Linked DNA regions of Homo sapiens: region 1 is linked to region 2. Evidence: chromatin loops called from intact Hi-C (ENCODE). Cell type or tissue: tibial artery. All regions are shown on one strand. Links, peaks and the distances in the headings refer to the core of each region. The heading gives the core; the rest is flanking DNA.

Region 1 (5,394 bases), core at 220-5,219, 54 kb after region 2:
CAGAAACAAAGTTGCAGTCTGTGTCACCCTGTCCCAGCATTACATGACATAGAGCATCTCTGCAAGCAGAAATTCCATGGCAGGCTCAATGGCACATGAAGGCTGGCACAGAGGTGGGGCCAGGAGTCCATTTCTCCCTGGGCTATCACTGGCTATATGGTAAGATTGGCCAAGATTTTAACACAGACACACCTCTGTATCTTGGTTCACTGGTAAGTAAGGGCTTTGGACGAGATACGTGTTTTCAAACTTTCTATTTTTTTTTTTCAGCAGGAAAGCTGCCTTTTCCTGCTAAAGGAAGCTTACATGTAATCTCAGTATATAAAACAGATAAAAGGGCAGTTCAGGCCTAGTGTCCAAACACATTCTGCTGCTTTCTGCGGATGGCATCAGAGAACCTCAGGGCTTTGAGAAACACCAAAGTTTGAAAACCACTGGTTTAAATGATCTCCAAGGATTTTTTTCCCCCATTTTGAAATTCTACTATATAATTTCTCTACATCTATCCTTCTTGAAGAAACTCAGCAGTATCACAATAAACCAATGTGGAAGTTGTAAAAAAGTGTTTAGTAATAGACTAAACCACATCTTTATATTAGTGAGCTTCAGATCAGAAAATTTCGAAAAAAATATGCTCTTTTCCTTTGACAGTGTCATTTTCCTTTCAAAGATGAAAACAAGGCTCCTACAGTTGAAATTGACATATGTAATTAAGTGCTTAATGACCCTGTTATAAAATACAACCCATGTTCTTTAGGTATCCACTGTCTGTATATACTATTCAAAATAACAATGTGACTTTAATTTTTCAAAGAGAAAAAGAAACACTTATAGTGTATGCCAAAGGCTAGTCACATTACTTCTTACAGTTGTAAATAATTTAACTTTTAAAAATGTAATTGTGTATATTAATCTTCCTAGTATCTAAACCAGTATCTGTCGATATAGACCCTACTCAATAATTGGAACATATCTGGTAAATCAGTAACACGGTATCCTTGTTACATTTTGTATTTATGGCCTATACTCTTTTCCCATTATTCAAAAGTATCTTCTTAATTTTATTCTCAATTATCATGAGACACTGCACTCTGCTTATTGCATCTAAAACAAGGCTATCCTAAAGAGCTTATTCTATTGATTTCTCCAGGTTTTTGTGTCAGTATCCTGATTATTACTGAAATTCTATGCTGGGTTGCTTTTTTATTTCTAATCAGTGACAATAATTCAAAGGGAAAACAAACTCCAGCCATCCAGGTTATGCTGACATATTTTTCCAGTATGTTCATACGTTACTTTATCAACTTAGATTATTAAACCTCAAGGAAAGAAAAAATATGACGGTTCCTTAATACTCAATAATGCTTTAAGAAACTGAAAATAATACCTGGAACATTCTGAATAATATTCGCCACTAAGGCACTAAAATGGCATCGTATATCCTTCAGTGTGTCAGAGTCTTTTTCATTTTCTGCTTCCAGGAGTTGTCTAGTTAAATCTACATATTCCAATAAAGTGTTGTTGAGAAAATGTGTTTCATTATCAAGGCCACCACTTGCACTGAAAATATTGAAGAAAACAAAAGATGAAGTAAATGGGACTTTATGATTTAAATAAAAAATTCTTAATACTCAAAATCAGAATAATACATGTTAATTTTGCATGCTCATGGCAGCACGCAACTTAATATATGAAAATTAAATGAATATGATTTTGCTTACTTTAATATGAAAATAGATGGTGCTTCTTAATCTAGGAACTGCTATTGCAATTTATATTATTCAACTCCATATCTAACTTAAATCAACTCAGTGCTAAATGTTGTTTCCTCTCTGTGAAACACACAGATTTCTAAATACAGAGACAGGAGGCATATGAAATGGGGAGGATCAGTTTAGAAAAGTAGAAAGAGGAAAGACTAGTTCTATTTATTCATAGCTGCCATGTCTATTCATATTGTGCCTTCAGCATAATTAAATATCTATTAGTCACTTAGTAACATTCTGGGATAGGTATTATCAGGGATGCAAAAATCTAAGAGAATTCTTGTAAGAATAGGGTAGAGTACTGGGTTTCAAAACCTTTCTATACCTATGAAATTGCCTTTAAGAATATCTGCAATGTGCTGGGCGCGGTGGCTCACACCTGTAATGCCAGCACTTTGGGAAGCCAAGGTGGGTGGATCACTGAGTCCAAGAGATTGACACCAGCCTGTGCAACATGGTGAAACCCCATCTCTACAAAAAATACAAAAATTTGCCGGGCATGGTGGTGCACGCCTGTAGTCCCAGCTACTCGGGAGGCTAAAGTGGGAGGATTGTTTGAGCCTGGGAGACCTGTGATCTAGTCACTGCATTCCCGCCTTGGTGACAGAGCAAGAGCCTGTCTCAAGGAAGAAAGATGTATCTGCAATGAGGTTTTCTTTGAGGCAAGGGATCTATGTCTGCGCCTGGCAACCACTGACTGACTGATGGAGTATTTGGTTAGAGTCAGAAGTCCTGGATTCCTGTCTTGTTTCACCAATCATTAAGCATATATCCAGTATCTACTCCAGAGTGTTTTAGTAAGGATGTAAATGAACTGCTATATACGAAAAGGCCTAGTAAACAATAAGTGCTATATAAATGATTAGCTATTACATATGCATTTGTTTAGGTCAGCTTTTTCTTATTATGTTTGAAAATTACTTCTAATATATATTATTTTAAAGGTAATTTTTTTTTTACTAGTTATGAGTAACTTCGGAATAAATACCCTAAACCCATGAAAACAAGAGTTAGGAGTGGCAATGGTACTACAGTATATTAACTAGATCAGTCTACAACAATAAATATGTATTGAATGAATCAATGTATGACCTTTATTCCTTAAATAAGTGTTTTTCAAATTTTTTCCTTTATTCCTTAAATGAGTGTTTTTCAAGCTCTGGATCATGACCTACTAGTGGATAGGAAACTGATTTAGTGGACTACAACCTGTACCAGAATAAAATCTTCATTAATCTAACAAATATTCATTACCTTCTATGTGTCAGGCACATGAAATCCACTAGGTGAACAAAACAAAGCTCCCTGTCTTCTTGGCATTCAGAATTCATTTTTTTCCGTAGCCATGAAAATTTAAAAATCCAGAATAGCAATAACTTTCTATTAATAACTCTTTAAAAAATACTTCAAAACAAAATACACAACTGGGTTCAAAAATCATTATTGCTTAATAGTCATATAGTTTTTGGTAATTTTAAATACAGCAAAATTTTGCAGTCCCCAAAATAGAACCATTCAAAGATTCTTCTACGAATGCTACAATTAAAGCAACCAAAGAAGATTCAGATGTGTATCAGGTTGTTAATTTTTTGCATCAAGCCCACAAGTTTCAATTTCACTTTTCCTAACTTTAACTCTTATTTTTTGTGGAGGAAAGAAAAGAGAATAGTATTTCTTTCTTTCTTTTTTTTTCTTTTGAGGCGGAGTTTCACTCTTCTCACCCAGGCTGAAGTGCAATGGCACTATCTTGGCTCACAGCAACCTCCACCTCCTGGGTTTGAGTGATTCTCCTGCCTCAGCCTCCCGAGTAGCTGAGACTACAGGCACGCATCACCGTGCCCAGCTAATTTTTGTATTTTTGGTAGAGACGGGGTTTCGCCATGTTGGCCAGGATAGTCTGACCTCAGGTGATCCGCCCTCCTTGGCCTCCCAAAGTGCTGGGATTACAGGTGTGAGCCACTGCATCGGCCAATATTTCTTTTTTTTATTTGCTTTTTATTAAGAAAGAAAAGTAAATCAATGGTTTAAATACTCTGATTAAAAATCTATTTTGAAAGTATTTGTCAAAAGCATTCAATGCTACATATGAAAGGTGTTCGGTAAAATAAATAATTGGGAGAAATGCTAAAGGAATAATGCTGTGCAGTTATCATAGTTACTACACTTGTTGGATTAATAATACTTCTTTTTTTTCCTTTTTGTTTCAAGACAAAGTCTCGCTCTTTTCCCAGGCTGCAGTGCAGTGGCATGGTCAAGGCTCACTGTAACCTCAATGTCCTGGGCTCAGGTGATCCTTCCACCTCAGCCTTCCAGGTATCTGGGACTACTGGTGTCTGCCACTATTCCTGGCTGATTGTTTGCGTTTTTTATAGAGATGGGATTTTGCTATGTTGCCTAGGCTGGTCTCCAACCCCTGGGCTCAAGTGATCCACCCATCTCAGCCTCCCAAAATGCTGGGATTACAGGCGTGAGCCACTGCACCTAGTCCATTTTTTTTTCCTTAAGATATCTTTTCAGTGACCTTTTTGGATATGGTCACATCTATTATATTTCTCCTTCAACGGTCAGGTAACACCATTATCCTCCTAAGGAAATAGTTATTTTTCAACATTCAGCTGATGGAATTTTCCTCAAGGGGCTGGGCTTAGTGTGAAGATGCCTTTACTGCGGCAATATCTCCAGGTTTCATGGTTTTATCTGTGAATGGTGGAAAACAGTTATGAATTATATTTGTAAGATTTCATAATTTTCCCTGGCAGGATAGATAGCAAGTTCATTTGAATAAATTTGTAAGCTTTACAATGTTTAGCCTGTGAATATATTATTTTTTCAAGCTCAGAAGAAAAACATCTTTAAAATGAGGTAAGAAAAAGGAAAATCTTTTTTCCTTTGTGACAGAAAAAGCTACCACTGTCCACTTGCCAAGATAACTAGGTTCCAACAAATATCAAAATCATAGGAACATTATATCCATTTTTTGCCAGAAGCAATCCAATTCTGGTAGTAGATTTTTCAATACATTTTTAGCTACTGGTCAGTGTATCGAATGCATATTTATTTGTTAAATAATTTTCACAGTGATACATACAGGTTTTCTTGTTGCAATGGTGCTTTTCTGTTTTTATACATTTCATGAGCGAAAAGAGATTACGTTCTCTAGGATCATTCCAGAGTTTTAACAATGTGAATCCAATACTGACCTGTGACTAATGACACCAGCATCTGCCAGCAGTTCAAATATTCGTACCAGTTGTACTCGTAAAATGTCTCGACGCCTGCGCCGTTTCATATTCTATTCCAAAGATACAAACACATTAATTAAAATCCTGCTGGTGTAACTTGGAAAGAATAATGTGACTGCCTCAGAGAGAGGTTCTGGGCTCATTGAAGTTATTTTGCTTGTACAGTGTAGACTGTGGGTACTCTGGTAGCTACTGCCTCAAAGAGGTATGAGTGAACAGTTTGAAATGAATGAGTCAAATAAGGTCACATGACATCTTACATGGTGACAACCCCTGTGTGTCAGGGGAAGTAAAATACTACATTTTTAGGTTATTTGCTAATCAGACAGTTTTGGAATTGAAGCAATTAGTAAACTGTTATCATGGAATTATAAGGAATCCCTAAT
Region 2 (5,394 bases), core at 329-5,328:
GAGAGAGACTGGAGGTTGGAGTGGTTGGGAAGGCTTCGGTAAGAAAATGCATTTAGCTGAGTCTTCCAAGATGGGCAAAATTTGGGAGGAGAAAAGGGAGGAAAGGTGGTAGATAGTTCAGAGGACAATAACTTAAATGGTGGCATTTTTCTGTGCCTTAGTTTCCCTCTCCACTGAATGCTGAAAATCAAATCTACATTCCATAGTTGTGGTGTCAGAACACTTACCGTAAAGCCCTTTAGCACAGTGCCTAGCAAGTAGTGGGTACTCAATAAATTTTAGCTTGTATTATCTTTATTATTGGGGAGGAAGCAACCTTAACAGCTAAAAACTTTAAGGTCCTCACAAAGTCAATGGACACTTTTAGTCCATTACTTTAAGCCTTGATTATAAGCTGATTTATGATATATTAACTGTAAGCTCCCTGAAGGCAGAGCTTAGGCCTTTATTTCTTTGGTATCCTGATGGTGCCTAAGCATACTGCAGAAAACATATCAGACGTTGTTTTGAAGTTTTATTCTAATTGCCTTAGGGGAGAAATCTCTACCAGTCATTGTGTAATGTACCAGCAGTACCACAATGTCACAGTGTCAATGTAAGTAATACCATTAGCTTAGAAAAAAAAAATTTGTTAAAACTGGTAGGAATATTAAAATCGGAGATGCTGATTTTAGAAGAAAAACTGTAACTTGATTAGGTAACTATAATATGAATTCAGAAACCCTGAACCTCACTGACCTGAAACAGCCTAGAAAACACATGAAAAGTAAACACTGCAGAGGACCCGTCGGTGTCAGACAGCATCTGATTGACGTGGCAGCGCCAGGCTTCCTCTTCATCATCATATGCCACGGGCTGAAAGGCGGCTATGATGGCAGAAAGAAATGGTGACGGCAGAGGCGACGTCTGTACTTCTGGAAAACCATCTTGCTCTTCTTCATCTTGACTATTAACACAGATATCATAAATATCATAACACTATCTCAGAAAAAAAGAATAGGCTCAATCACGTAAGACAGCTTAAGTCATTTGACAGGTTATTTTTATTCATCATACACACTGATTTAGAAAATGTACAACAACCTAAATCTTGTAAGAAAGTGTGAATAAGTGAATTCCTGTTCTTTCTAGTTAGCATTTTTAGAATTAGAACTCTAATTTCAAGCAACTACCTTAAAATAACCCAAGTCCTATAATATGCCACCACTATGGATTCATTTTAGTAACTTCTATGAATAATACCGATTAGAATGCTTTCATTTTCAATGGTCAATTTTGGAGGCTTTTATTTGAACAGCCTCACATTGGTGATAATAATATTCTTAAAGTTTTGATCATGGTCATTTGTGTTAAGGGCTATGTTAGGGGCCTCATATGGATAATTTCATTCAGTCTTCACAACTATATGAGGATTAGGTTCTATTATTATCTTGATTTTAAAGCTGAAATAAAAAGTTCAGTAAGGTTAAATAATATGTCTAGTTACTGGGTAAGAAATGACAGAGCCAGAATTTGAACCCAGGACTACGGGTCCAAATGCTATTAGCCAGGAAACACATGGCTAGCTCAGCTATTTCATAAGCATATACTATGTTCCTAGCAATATGGCCGATAATAGATTTGACTCCAAAGAAACATAAGACCTCGCCATTTCCTTCAAATAATTTATAATCCCTAAAGTCAGATTATACAAACAAAAATGAACAATGGAAAAAGATGAAGATGTATTTGGGTTGGACATTCTACAACTCTCAGCCAAAAAAAGGAAGAAATATTGAGTCTGACACTTCATAAAAAAGAAATGTGTTATTCAAGGTCTTAAAATTGCATGTTTCGCATTACAAGCTAGTTCTATAAGGCTTTACAGAAATTTTGGAGCAATGCATATGGTCTTCCATATGCACTGGAATGCATGGAGGGACCCGAGTAAAGACTGGAGAAAACAATCAAAACAATCAAAATAAAGCAGACATCTGAAGTGAAAACAAATGAGACCTCAAAAAGGTTAATTTTAAAACTGTCACTGTGGTGATGATTTTAACACATATACTATAAGCTAGGGTAGATAACCTGTACACTTAGTAGGAATGCTCCATTCTATTTCAGCTGCAGTACTTGGCCAAAGTCAACTGTTTGGCTTCAGCCTTTTAGAAAGCCAAATAGCTGAATAACATCGTTTCTGGCATCCCTGAACTTGTGCATGATTAATGATTGAGTGGTTGCATGGGCTACTGCCATATTCAAATCAGTAATATGAAAAAGGTGTATCACTAAGATTTATTGTTAATATCTGATTGTATCTTTTCAAATATAGGTAAGTATTCTTGATATGTTGATGGTAAAAAAAAATCTCCAATGTGTTGTATGTGTTAAAACTCTATTATCACATGAAGTATAAAGGTGTAATTTTTATTGTAAAAGTAAAATTCTGAAATACTCGATAATTATTAAATATTAATTTTATATAAAAACAGTTATCCAGGAGCTCCAAATTGTTGAATGGGGAAATAGATACACTCACAGAGTGCATGAAGTTAGATACCTTTATAAAAAACATAATATTGAACCACAAATATTTGTGAAATTTAAACAGTGGATATTCTATTATAATTCTAAGTGTTAAAGAATTATTTGGTTTAAGAGTTTCGTAACAGCCACCAAAATTTCCCCTAAAAGCTATATATAACATATGATTATTATGATTATTATTCAAGTTAGTCCTTGAGTAAAGAAAAAGTTCCACTTGAGAATTCTTCATACTTTCTGGTAATAAATTTTTAATGTATGGAGCATAAACATTTAAAAGGAGCAATCTAGCATCTAAGAAATAATTGCTTCGCCTATTATAGAAATAAAACTTTAAAAATATGACCACTGATCATGAAACTGTAAAAACAATTTTTTGGAATATATTTTAGATTCAAATTGTGGTATCACGGAAGTTCATTCCAATATTGATTTTAACATTTGGCCATTTGGCATCTGCCAAAATAGATATTTGGTGTGCTTCTAAATGTGGAATACCACTTACTATGCTTTGAAAATAGCCTAATTGTTTTTCTTTATGGGAATGTCCATAATCGAAGAAATATCCCATTAGAGTCAGGCATTTTATTTTTAAAAACGAAGATAGTATGATTCTAGACTAAAACACACAAAGTATGATTACAGACTGAAACACACAAAGAAATGAAAGTAAGTAAACTGAAACAGAGGGGCACTCTTTGGAAGGAATAGGGGAGAGATTATCCCCTCACTACAGTGTTTATGATACTGTATTCTCACCTAGACAGTCCGGAGAAATCCGCTTCTTCTTCTTCACATCTTTCATCTAGCTCTTTCAGAGCTAAGGTAACATCCTCTTCACAGACTGACTCGGGGTAACTTTCAGGAGCTAGAGGCTCTGGCATTTCAGTTTCTTCTAAATCAAGAATTCCTTGACACACAAGAGATTCCTGCTGTTCTTGAATTATATAGGATCCTTCATCTTCAAAGGTTGTAACATGTTCCTCCTTTAATACTGAAGTTGTATCCTACAAAACAATCATAGTTTTAGTGAACTATAAACACATAAAAAAAGAATTTTACAACACAATAAATAAGTATTGCCATCCATCTAAGTCTGTTTTATTAAGTGGTGTTCATTTATACAGTCTGTCACCCAGGCTGGAGTGGAGTGCAATGGCGTGATCTTGGCTCACTGCAATCTCCGCCTCTCAGGTTCAAGCGATTCTCCTGCCTCAGCCTCCCAAATACTTAGGACTACAGGCACATGCCACCATGCCCAGCTAATTTTTTTTTTGTATTTTTTAGTAGAGATGGGGTTTCACCATGTTAGCCAGGATGGTCTCGATCTCTTGACCTTGTGATCTGCCCGCCTTGGCCTCCCAAAGTGCTGGGATTACAGGTGTGAGACACTGCACCCGGCCACTTTTATAGTTTTTGAATCAGTTATAAATTATTTTTAACGGTCATAGGTTTAAAATATTTTGAAATTAAAATATATCACCTATTATCATATAGAAACATTGAGGACTTTTTTTCTCTTCAGTAACAGGATTTAGGTGTTTACTTGGAAATATGTGCTTTGGTAAAATATCTTCTCTCATATATGTTCTAACTCTACACAAGTAAAACTTTGTATTATTAGTATAAATCGTCTCCTGTTTGAAATGTCATTGCTTTCATTACAGTGGAACACAGTATATTCCGGATATAAGTAGGAGAGATGACTCAAAATAATTAACCCACTCGTCCTGTGGGGCTGCCACACAGCAGGAGTAGGTACTGACCAATCAGAAGGATGCTGAACCTAGACAACTAGGGTGGCCTTACTACAAAATCTCATTTTGGCTTTGAGTATTGATAAAGCTTCATCACTTAGCTACAGTTCAGAAGACATTAGGACACTTTAGATAATTATACTTTTGAAAATTAAACTATCACAAGCTCATTATCAAAAAAGACTATATTCTCCTCATTTGAAGTAAACAATAATGAAAATACATGTTATAAAGCATACTAGTGGTGTGCCCTTTCTATCCACCGTAATGTTACTGAAACAATGTTGCTATGTGATAGACAAGTGGTAGAGGCTCAAGAGATATTGGTTGAATGAGCTGCTACTATCAAAAAAGGAAAACACTTTCAAAGCATATATGATGATGGTATCAACACTAGTTTTTAGTTTATTGGTTTAATCAATTTGAAAATAAGTACTAATGGTCATAGTTCTAGGAATAAAGATCAGCTTCTTTTGAGTATTTGGACCTAAGTTACTTCTCAGCTGTAGAGTAGCTCCTTATCTGTTTTTCATGGATAAAAATAGAATTTTCCTTCCAAAATAAGAAAAGTAAGAGAAAGTCAGAGCCTATAACCCTAGACTAGCCCAGGCCTTATTCATATGTAAAACTCATCTATAAAATGAAGGATTTTGACTAGATTCTGGGCTGAGTGCTCTGGTATAAATAATTCCTAACTGCAAATAGTTTATAATCTAGTCTAACAGGGTTAGGCTAGTAAGTGAATGACAATAACATATACCAGAGTATGGTAAATGTACGGTAAATACTATCAGCAACATACAAATGGGTGCTGGTAACTCAATGATGGGAAAGCTCTCAATCTAGTTGAGGCAACTGAGGTGAGTCTCCTTGGAGGAAACAGCATGTTTTGACAAACATGAGGTAGGGATGATATTGCAGGGAAAGTGATTAGAAGATATCAAAGGCACAGAAATAACGCCATGAAAACACAAAGTGTGTAAGAGAACACTGCTCTGGATTTAGTTAAGCAGGGAAAGCAGCAAACTCTGAGTCTTTACTTCAGCATTAAATATAATATAGTAGGATTATTTCTTAATTCTTCCACCAGTTTATATTCAATATACTCTAA

The links. Hi-C counts contacts between places; a loop is a spot of excess contacts. Peaks named below come from ENCODE experiments on the same cell type or tissue, not always from the same donor. Only the 100,000 strongest peaks of a DNase experiment are listed, where the experiment ranks them.
Region 1: a loop joins it to region 2, with 2.2 times the contacts of the local background. A loop is called at or near these places in 8 of 110 quality-filtered maps.

The regions. Positions count from the first base shown.
Region 1 is chr4:48,565,861-48,571,254 of GRCh38, forward strand. FRYL (FRY like transcription coactivator) reads right to left here. Exons shown (of 64, transcript NM_015030.2): 27 at 4,967-5,058; 28 at 1,388-1,560. Among named protein-coding and RNA genes, the nearest start is that of ZAR1, 78 kb to the left of the region's middle. In tibial artery, for the core only: no CTCF peak of the experiment used is centred there; a DNase peak (open chromatin) is centred at 2,391.
Region 2 is chr4:48,511,743-48,517,136 of GRCh38, forward strand. It overlaps FRYL (FRY like transcription coactivator), which reads right to left. Exons shown (of 64, transcript NM_015030.2): 56 at 3,286-3,533; 57 at 739-946. Among named protein-coding and RNA genes, the nearest start is that of ZAR1, 24 kb to the left of the region's middle. In tibial artery, for the core only: no CTCF peak of the experiment used is centred there; no DNase peak of the experiment used is centred there.